Linked DNA regions of Homo sapiens: region 1 is linked to region 2. A link is a loop called in an ENCODE intact Hi-C map of the cell type or tissue named here. Cell type or tissue: gastrocnemius medialis. All regions are shown on one strand. Each heading gives the region's core, and the rest is flanking DNA. Links, peaks and the distances in the headings are about the cores only. Region 1 overlaps HYCC2 (hyccin PI4KA lipid kinase complex subunit 2). Region 2 overlaps LOC105373836 (a long non-coding RNA gene).

Region 1 (5,381 bases), core at 216-5,215, 52 kb before region 2:
GCCTGACCAACATGAAGAAACCCCATCTCTACTAAAAATACAAAATTAGCCAGGCGTGGTGGTGCATGCCTATAATCCCAGCTACTCCGGAGGCTGAGGCAGGAGAATTGCTTGAACCCGGGAGGCGGAGGTTGCGGTGAGCAAAGATCATGCCATTGCACTCCAGCCTGGGTAACAAGAGTGAAACTCCATCTCAAAAAAAAAAAAAAAAAAAGATGCTCTGCCATTTGGGCCTTAATATCCAGCAAATTCGGTGGTATTCAAAGCGTCTGTGGTAGATGATAAAGTAGCTGTATAAAGCTACCAGTAGGCCCTGCTAGAAGAATCACAACACAGACCACCAGGCACTTAAGTCCATCTAAAGCAGGATTTCTTAACCTTGGCACTATTGGCATTTTGGTCACCCTTGACATTGTGAAAGGCTGTCTTTTACATGGTAGGATGTTTAGCAGCATCCCTGCCCTCTTCCTATTACATGCCAATAGCAATGCCCTGAATTGGACCAACAAAATGTCTCTAAACATTGTCAAGTGTGCCCCTGCATGAGAACTACTGCTTCTGAAGAGAGCTATGCCCTCTCTGCAGATGATTGCTCTTCTTTTGAGAAATAGCTCCTTGCTTGGCTTTTGAGCACCAGCAGAGACTGACCATGTGACCTGACATACTTTCAAGAAGTGAGTGTTCCGATCCTCCAAGCCATAAAGCTATATGTGCTGGCAGCATTCCATGATGAAATGGAAGTGATAGTGTGTCAGATATGAACTTTCAAGGGAACAAGGGAGGACTATATTTGTCTATCCTCTTTAAGTCAAATGTGACCTTATGACTTTCTTTGACCAAAGAGCAGAAATCATTTCTGTAGAAACATTTATGTGCCAGTATGCAATTCTCCAGCCTGTTCTTCTCGTCACTATGATAATAGAAGCAGAGATAAATATAGATATGCAATGCTGACCCATCAAATGAAGAACAGCTGCCTGGAATCACCCAGCTTGCACCAGATTTTACATGAGAGGAAACAAATCTCTCTTTTTCAAATTTTAAGCCTTTATTTGAAGGTTGGTTGTTACCACTACATAACCAAGTAATCCTGACTACAATGGTTGTAATGAGGTTAGAGCAGGCTCCAAAAGCACAAATAAGCTAGAAGAACAAATGGCTGAGACACCCATGGCACTTACTTCTACTAATCAACTCTTCCTTAATCTATGGCCTTGTAGAGTTCCCTAAGATCAAAGGAAAGAAGGAAAAAAAAAAACTTAGGCCTGGTTTATACATGGTTGCATACAGTCTGCTGGCATTGACCTTACAGAGAAGTAGCCCTACAGGACAGGAGAAAGGGAACTCCCAGTAGGCAAAACTTCAAACAGTATCTCGTTGTTCACTATACCTGAAGAGACCAAAGATATGGATCTATCGGTTTGGCTAAATGGCCTTTGTAACCAGTATTTGCTCAACAGGCACGTGAACAAAATGGTCTTGTCAGCAAGAATAGAAATTATACCCTGGCTCAACACAGACTTCCCCTCACCAATGCTGATCTACAATTTCACAATATGCCAGGCTGTCTCACACCTCACACATTTTCTTATGCTACATTCCTCTCTGGAATGCCTTTCAACTACCCTCTATCCTAACTACCCTCCCCTTCTTCCAACACTCAGACCAACAGTTGCCTCCTCTATGAATCTTTTCCATAGCATACAACCCTGCATCAATTCAAAGCCCTCTCCTTCCTCTTCACACAGAAGTTCTCAACATAGCGTCCACAGACCCCCAGGGATCTATAATAAAACTCATAAACTTTGATAAGAAGAAAATTGTATCACTTTTTACCAATCTCTAACTAACATTTATAATGTCATTAGATTGTGAGTATAGGCAAAACAATAAAACAACCAGCCATAATATTTTTGTGATTTGGTCACCAATAGAAATCACAGGTATTAGGCCCAGCACAGCGGCTCACGCCTGTAATCCCAGCACTTTGGGAAGCCAAGGCGGGTGGATCGCTTGAGGTCAGGAGACCAGCCTGGCCAACATGGTGAAACCCCGTCTCTACTAAAAATACAAAATTAGCCAGGCATCGTGGCGCATGCCTGTAGTCCCAGCTACCCAGGAAGGTGAAGCATGAGAATCACCTGAACCTGGGAGGTGGAGGTTGCAGTAATCCAAGATTGCACCATTGGCCTCCAGCCTGGGAAACAGGGCCAGACCCCATCTCAAGAAAAAAAAAGAAATCACAGAAATTTTCATATCGAATTACATTTGTTTCTTATCACTATGTCATGACACTTTTCTCTGGTCAGAGAGCTTCCATTCTACCCTGGATAAAAATGTTTCCAATCTCATCTCCATATATTTAGCTAAACATTTTTCTGGGTGTTTCCATATGAGATTAACATTTAAATCTATAGACTGAGTAAAGCAGACTGCCTTTCCTAATGTGGTGGATGTCATTTAATCAGTGGAAAGCCTGAACAGACAAAAAGGCTAAGCCTCCCCCAAGTAGAGAGTCAGTTCCTCCTGCCTAAGGACATTGGCTTTCTCCAGCCTTCAAACTCAAACTGAAACATTAGCTCTTCAGAGTCTCAAGCCTGAGTGACTGCTACTATGTTATCTCTGGTTCTCAGGACTTTGGACTGTGTCTGACTGGAACTATACAGTCAGGTCTCCTGAGTCTCCAGCTTGCCAACTACCCTGCAGATCTCGGGACTTGTCAGCCTCCTAAATTGTGTAAGCCAATTCCTATAATAAACCTTATAATAAATCACACACAACCTTATTGGTTCTGTTTCTCTGGAAAACCCTGATGAATATAGTTCCTGACTTGTTCAGAATGACCTAAGGATATATGCAGAATCCATCTCTTATACCTCTCAGAACAGGAATCCAAGTTATAGATGGGAATGCCTGGCCCTGGTATCAGGCATTCCATTACCATGTCTTCTTCAGTAGAACAGGGGCATATAAGTGAGATTGGTGGCTAGGCAGATACCCAACCAAAGAGCAAATGTAAATCTCTCTTCTTAATGACAGAGAGTGACTCTTTCAGGACCTCCTTATCTTGACTTTTGGGAAGGAAAAAACCCTTTCCTTTCCCCTCACAGAGCAGGGAATAGTTTCTTTCCATTAATACTCCCCTTCCAAAGAAGGCCTCTCCCCTTCTCCCTCTTAAGCCTCATAAATTGATGGGGTGGGCAGAATCATAGTCACAACAGCCCATAGTACTCAACATCTTATGTTGTCAAAGACCTGTGTGCAGGTTGAAGAGCCCTCTTATTGACTGGGTGCAGTGGCTCATGCCTGTAATCCTCGCACTTTGGGAGGCCGAGGCGGGTGGATCACCTGAGGTCAAAAGTTGAAGACCAGCCTGGCCAACATGGTGAAACCCCGTCTCTACTAAAAATACAAAAATTAGCCAGCGTAGTGGCACATGCCTGTAATCCCAGCTACTTGGGAGGCTGAGGTGGAGAATCACTTGAACCCGGGAGGCGGAGGTTGCAGTGAGCCGAGATTGCGCCACTGCTCTCCAGCCTAGGCAACAACAGCAAAACTCTGTCTAAAAAAAAAGCGGGGGGGGGGGGGTTCTTCTTACTAAACCACAACTTTTCTGGGGCAGGGAGTATGCCTCACTTGCATTTGCATTTCCGGTTCTTAACAGGACCTAGTACATAGTTAGCACTTAATTCATGTCTATTGAATGAAGAGCTTAACAGCACTACTAGGCGGTCAGCAGCAGATACAGTATAGAAGATAAGGAGCAAGTATGTCAAAGATTACTAGTTTCCATCCAATATAGATCCTTACTCCACTCTCACTAATCTAGTTTGTATGACCAGCTAAAAGCCATTTCTGAACCTTACCTGTAGCTAAGTATAGCCAAATGACTATGTTTCAGTCAATGAGATCAGAAGAAGTGTTGTGTAGGAAATTCTAGAGAGGTTTTTTTAAAAGATGAGAGATATAGCCCTTTTGTCTATGCCTTTCTTCCTCCTTTCTTCTGCCTAGAACATAAATGTGATGGCTGGAGGTCCAGCAACCATTAGGTAATCTTGAAAGTAGAAGACACATGCTAAAGATGGCGAAAGAAGAAGACAGAAGCAGCCTGTGCCCTTGACAACTCCACAGAGTTGCCATATAGGCCCTAGATCTCCTACGTCTGAATTTTTTTTACCAAATTAACTACTTTAAGCAATGGTTATTTCTTATCTCTGTTTCCGGCAGCCAAACACAATTCCTAACTGATAAAGCAAAAAAGAGACTCCAGCAACAAATTTGTATTCTAAAACACCAACAGCCATCTCAGCTATGCCTCAACTTAATGTTCATAAAGTATAAGATATTTCTACTGAAATGGGAGGGGTAGAGTAGGAAGCAAGACTGAAAAAAGAGATTCTACTCTTGGAGAGTACAACATATGGATGGATGTTTAGAGTACTTTAGTACACTAACAAATTTCATACTACAGTACTGTAATTTTTTGCCAACAGTTGGTAGTTATGTTCTAAAAAGGCAATGTGGCTTACAAAACTGTAACTGGAAAAGCCAAATTACATGAAAATAATGGGTTAAGAAAATAAATAGTTTATCAAAAAAAAAAAGGAACATTTTAATGGAAGATGTTCAACTAGCTGTTTAAAACTTGTTCAAATTAAAAAAAAAAAAAGTTGGCTGGGTGTGGTGGTGGCTCATGCCCGTAATCCCAGCACTTTGGGAGGCCAAGGTGGGTGGATCACCTGAGGTCAGGAGTTCGAAACCAGCCTAACATAGTGAAACCCTGTCTCTACTAAATACTAATAATTAGCCAAGCATGGTGGCACATGCCTTTAACCCCAGCTACTTGGGAGGCTGAGGCAGAAGAATCGCTTGAACCCGGGAGGTGGAGGTTGCAGTAAGCAGAGACTGCAGCATTGCACTCCAGCCTGGGAGAGCGAAACTCCATCTGAAAAAAAAAATAAAATAAAATAGTTGACTCTTCTACAGATTAACCTCCTTCAAGTTTTAAAAAAACACTGCTGTAGCACAACAATCATAATCAATTAAGGCTGATTTTCCTGCATATTATACAGACTTTTCTATTTATACTTCATAAATACTTTGAACCAGTTCTTCCTGGCTGCCACTTGAAGTCTTTCATACTTATAGTTTTTTTTTTTTTATTTTTATTGAATAAGAAAATTTTTAAATTTTTAAATTTAAAATTTAATTCAGAAAAATCTTTTCACAAATTATTTTACTGACTGTCATTTTTTAGACTGTTTTTCATTCTTAAAGAAAACGGAAAATAAACTGATCTCTCTGTGGCCTACCCAACAGACTTGCATAAAACAGTACACATTCTGGCCAGGTGCAGTGGCTTACACCTGTAATCACAGCAC
Region 2 (5,381 bases), core at 75-5,074:
CTCCTAATTCTCAGCTCATTATAACGTAGGAAACCAGCCAAATGAACTTGTTAACATTTGTGATGAAAATAACTAGACCCCAAGGATCTTACAAACAAACTGAGTTAGTTTAGTGACACCTTTTTTGTACACTCAAATGCCTTTTTTTTTTTTTTTTGAGATGGAGTCTTGCTCTTGTTGCCCAGGCTAGATTGCAATGGCGCGATCTTGGCTCACTGAAATCTCTGCCTCCTGGGTTCAAGCGATTTTCCTGCCTCAGCCTCCCGAGTAGCAGGGATTAAAGGCACATGCCACCATGCCTGGCTAATTTTTTATATTTTTAGTAGAGAAAGGGGTTCACCATGCTGGCCAGGCTGGTCTCGAACTCCCAACCTTAGGTGATCTGCCTGTCTCAGCCTCCCAAAGTGCTGTGATTACAGGCGCCTCTTTTCCTTAATAATCCCTAATTCTTGGCTAGGTTGTTGGGTAAAAGTTATTTCCTGATAAACAAGGCGTTACCTTATATATATTATCAATAAAATTATATGTATAAATACATGGAAATGCACGCATAGTATTGCATTATTCAATAAGAGTTTTACAGCTGAATATCCCTCTTAGGAATTCCTTGAGGACAAAGACTCTATTTCTTTTTTTTCTTTTTCTTTTTTTTTTTGAGCCTGTCTCCCAGGCTGGAGTACAGTGGTGTGATCTTAACTCACTGCAACCTCCACCTCCCAGGTTCAAGCAATTCTTCTGCCGCAGCCTCCAGAGTAGCTGGGAATACAGGCATGCACCACCATGTTTGGCTAATTTTTCTATTTTTAGTAGATGGTTTCGCCATGTTGGCTAGGCTGATCTCAAATTCCTGACCTGAAGTGATCCGTCTGCCTTGGCCTCCCATAGTGCTGGGATTACAGTTGTGAGCCACTGTGCCTGGCCTCTATTTCTTTTATGTAGTACCTGGCACATAGTAGGAGCTCAAAAATGTTTGCCAATGAATGGATATTATAGCGTAGCCTTCTGGTGTGACAGAAATTATTTTTAAAATTTATTTGCTAGATTATGCAACAAAGCAAGACCCTTTCTCTACAAAAATTAAAAGTATTAGCCAAACACGGTGGCACATCCCTGTAGTCCCAGGTACTCAGAAGGCTGAGACAGGAGGATTGCTTGAGGCCAGAAGTTTGAGGCTGCAGTGAGGTATGATCATGCCACTGCACTCCAGCTTGGGGGTGACACTGTGAGACTCCATCTCTGAAAAATAATAAAAAAAAAATGGCCGGGCACAGTGGCTCACGCCTGTAATCCCAGCACTTTGGGAGGCTGAGGTGGGTGGATCACCTGAGGTCAGGAGTTCCAAGATCAGCCTGACCAACATGGTGAAACCCCATCTCTACTAAAAATACAAAAAATTAGCTGGATGTGGTGGCGGGCTCCTGTAATCCCAGCTACCTGGGAGGCTGCGGCAGGAGAATCGCTTGAACCCAGGAGGCGGAGGTTGCAGCGAGCCGAGATCACACCATTGCACTCTAGCCTGGGCAACAGGAGCAAAACTCCATCTCAAAAATAAATAAGTAATACAAATAAAATAAAATAAAATCAATTATTTGCTCACTTGCACTTAACCATGGGGGAAAACTTTTGGGAAAAGGTGAAATGGAAGTTGTCAATATAACTTCTAAGCTCCAAGTGTAGGACCTTTCCTTTTTCCTTCCACTATATTCCCAGAGGCTAAATCAATGCCTGGTACATAGTGTTTAATTTATTTAGCACCTACTATATGCCAGGCATATTATTCAGAGACAGGGTCTCACTCTGTTACCTAGGCTGGAGTGCAGTAGTGCAATCAAGCTTACTGCAGCCTTGAACTCCTGGGCTCAAGCAATATGCTCACCTTGGCCTCCTGAGCAGCTGGGACTACAAGTGTGCGCTACCCCCACTGAGCTGATTTTTAAAAATTATTTTTGTGGAGACAGGGTCTCATTATGTTGCCCAGACTGGTCTTGACCTCTTGGCCTCAAGTGTTCCTCCCACCTCAGCCTCCCAAAGTGCTGGGATTACAGGCGTGAGCCACCTTGCCTGGCCATGCCAGGCATATTCCAAATATTAATTTGTGTAATAATTCTATGAGGTTGGGACTATTACTGTCATTCCCTTTTTACAGGTGAGAAAATTGAGGCACAAAGAGGAAACTTACCCAGAAGTTCACACTGCTAGTGAGAGGCAAAGCTGGAATGCAAACCCAGAACTAGTTCCAGAGGCAGTACTATTAATCCTTATGTAATAGTGCCAGATATATTTCTGGAAATGACTTAGTTAACTACTAATTTCTGCACCTTGCTTTGCTTGTAAAGGCTGTTGCTACAAATCTACAGTTGACTACTTCTATAGAAACCCAGCTGTCTTAGTCTGTTTTGTATTGCTATAAAAGAATAACTGAGACTGGGTAGTTTATAAAGAAAAGAGGTTTATTTAACTCATGGTTCTGCAGGCTGTACAAGAAGCATGGCACTGGCATCTGCTTGACTTCTGGTGAAAGCTTCAGGTTGCTTCCACCCATGGTGGAAGGCAAAAGGCTTCTCTCATGGTGAGAGAAGAAGAAACAGTGAAAAAGGGGAAAGTGCCAGGCTCTGTTTAACAACCAGCTCTTGTGGGAATTAATAGAAGAAAAACTCCCTCACCACTAAGGGAAGGCATTAATCTATTCATGAGGTATCTACCCCCATGACCCAAATACCTTCCATGAGGCCCACCTCCAACATGGGGATCAAATTTCAACATGAGGTTTAGAGGGGACAAATATCCAAACCATAGCACCAGCATATTAGAATTGTGTTTATTTATTCTTCTCAAGAATGTATTTTTTTTTTATCGAGACCATCCTGGCCAACATGGTGAAACCCTGTCTCTACTAAAAATACAAAAATTATGGCTGGGCGCGGTGGCTCATGCCTGTAATCCCAGCACTTTGGGAGGCCGAGGCGGGTGAATCATGAGGTTAGGAGTTCGAGACAAGCCTGGCCAACATGGTGAAAGCCTGTCTCTACTAAAAATACAAAAAATTAGCTGGGCGTAGTGGTGGGCGCCTGTAATTCCAGCTACTTGGGAGGCTGAGGCAGGAGAATCACTTGAACCCAGGAGGCGGAGATTGCAGTGAGCCGAGATCGTGCCACTGCACTCCAGCCTGGGTGACAGAGTGAGACTCTGTCTCAAAAAAAAAAAAAAAAAAAAAAATTAGCTGGGCATGCTGGCGCGCACCTGCAGTCCCAGCTACTCGGGAGGCTGAGGCAGGAGAATCGCTTGAACCCGGGAGGCGGAGGTTGCAGTGAGCTGAGATCATGCCACTGCACTCCAGCCTGGCGACAGAGCGAGACTCCATCTCAAAAAAAAAAAGAATGTATTCTTTTTAAACTAAATTTATTTATATATATTTTTTGAGACGGGGTTTCACTCTGTCATCCAAGCTGGAGTACAGTGCTGTGCTCATGGTTTACTGCAACCTCAACCTGCCTGGCTCAAGTGATCCTCCCACTTCAGCCTCTTGAGTAGCTGGGACCACATGTATGCATCACTACACCTGGCTAATTTTTTAATTTTTTGTAGAGACAGGCTCTCCCTGTATTGCCCAGGCTGATCTTGAACACCTGGGTTCAAGTGTTCCTTCTGCCTTGGCTTCCCAAAGTGCTGGGTTTATAGGCATGAGCTACCATACCCAGCCAAGAATATATTCTCCCAGAATGTCAGAGGAGTTGAGGCAGGATGTGTGGCTAAGAGAGTAGATATAAAGTCATTGCTGTGGCTATTAATTCTCCATTCCCAAGTCACCCACTGTGATATAAGGAAAAGCATTAGATAAATTCTTGGCATCCTGTCCTAGTCCTGTCACTAGCTAGTTGTGAGATGTCTCAATTTATTAACTCACTTTAAGCCTCAGATTCTTCATCTGAAAATTGGGTTGTGGTTGACGGAGTGAGAAAATGTTTGGATTAGATCAGTTGTTCTGAATCTTAACTGTACATTGAAATCACACGGGGAGCTTTAAAAACTACCAATCCCTGGGTCTCACTCTCAGAGATTTTGATACAATTAGTCTGGAATGGTACCTGGCCACTGAGGTTTTTGCAGCTCCTTGGGGACAGTCTAATGTGCAGCCAAGGTTTACAACCAGTGAATTTGATGAAAACGTGAACATTTGTTGCTACTTTGTTAAGTGTGGAAACAGAAAGTCAGAGAGGCTTAAGCAATACTGCCCTTGGACCCAGGCACTGGGGGTCCTGTTGTGGGCCCTGATTTAGAAGGGCCTTGCTCCGGCTCTTCTTGGGCTGTGCCCTTCCCTCAGGTGAGGAGAATCATCAGAGGTGGGAGGAGTCTGCAAGGTCAAGAGGACATGCCCACACCGAGACCCTCTGTTTAAAACCCTCTTTGGGGCTGGGTGTGGTGGCTCTCGCCTGTAATTCCAGCACTTTGGGAGGCCAAGGTGGGCAGATCACTTGAGGCCAGGAGTTCAAGACCAGCCTGGCCAACGTAGTGAAACCCTGTCTCCACTAAAAATACAAAAATCAGCCGGATATGGTGGTGCGCGCATATAATCCCAGCTATTTGAGAGGCCGAGGCAAGGGAATTGCTTGGGCCTGGGAGGCAGAGGTTGCAGTGAGCCAGGATTGTGCCACTACACTCCAGCCTGGGTGACAGAGTGAGACTACGTCTCAAAAAAACAAAAAGAATAAACCCTCTTTGGGTACCTAAGACCTGAAGTTCTCTACGCAAAGAGCCCTGAGCCTCCCACCAGGGCCTACATTGGCCTCTTCCCCAAGTCCATACCCCAGGGACAAACTATGCTGCAAGTATGCACATCCCTAAGCCCAAGGGGTGGCTGATTTTAAGAGGATGTAAATGGAAAGTGGACTGCAGGTGGGAGTGTCAACATAGGTGTATACAGTCATTCTTTGAGGGCTGCTGAAGCCAAAGGATAAGGATGGCACAGGGGTAGGGGGTTAAATGCCTGCCCCTACTGGTTTGCCAAATGGGATGACAACATGGGCTTCCAATGTGAGCCAGAAAAAGCCCTCAGGGAACGACATATGGATATGCTGGGTTAGAAGTCATACTGGTGTGTGTTGAAGTGGTAAGAATCAGTGGGCATGCAAGGTGGGCCTGGGGTAAGTCCACTATGATGGTTCTACTGACAACCAGAAATGGCTTTCACTTGGGATAGGGTGGGTTGGAGGTGGTGATGGAGGTGCTAAGCTAGGTGTTCTTGAATAGTAGTTTCCAAATTAAGGACAGGTGCTGATCTGTAATAAAATTTTCTTGGTGTACTAAAAAGATAAGAAAGGCCAAGAGCAGCAGTGGTCATGCCTGTAATCCCAGTGCTTTGGAAGACCTAGGCAGGAAGATCA

What was found. A loop is a pair of places that touch in the nucleus more often than their neighbours do. Peaks named below come from ENCODE experiments on the same cell type or tissue, not always from the same donor. Only the 100,000 strongest peaks of a DNase experiment are listed, where the experiment ranks them.
Region 1: it touches region 2 in a loop (6-fold over the local background); 1 of 110 quality-filtered maps calls a loop at or near these places.

Annotation. Positions count from the first base shown.
Region 1 is chr2:201,056,480-201,061,860 of GRCh38, forward strand. The region is part of intron 1 of HYCC2 (hyccin PI4KA lipid kinase complex subunit 2); the gene reads right to left. Among named protein-coding and RNA genes, the nearest start is that of HYCC2, 13 kb to the right of the region's middle. In gastrocnemius medialis, for the core only: no CTCF peak of the experiment used is centred there; no DNase peak of the experiment used is centred there; H3K27ac peaks cover 1,223 bases.
Region 2 is chr2:201,108,559-201,113,939 of GRCh38, forward strand. All of the region lies in intron 1 of LOC105373836 (a long non-coding RNA gene), which reads right to left. Among named protein-coding and RNA genes, the nearest start is that of CFLAR, 4.9 kb to the right of the region's middle. In gastrocnemius medialis, for the core only: no CTCF peak of the experiment used is centred there; no DNase peak of the experiment used is centred there; H3K27ac peaks cover 1,298 bases.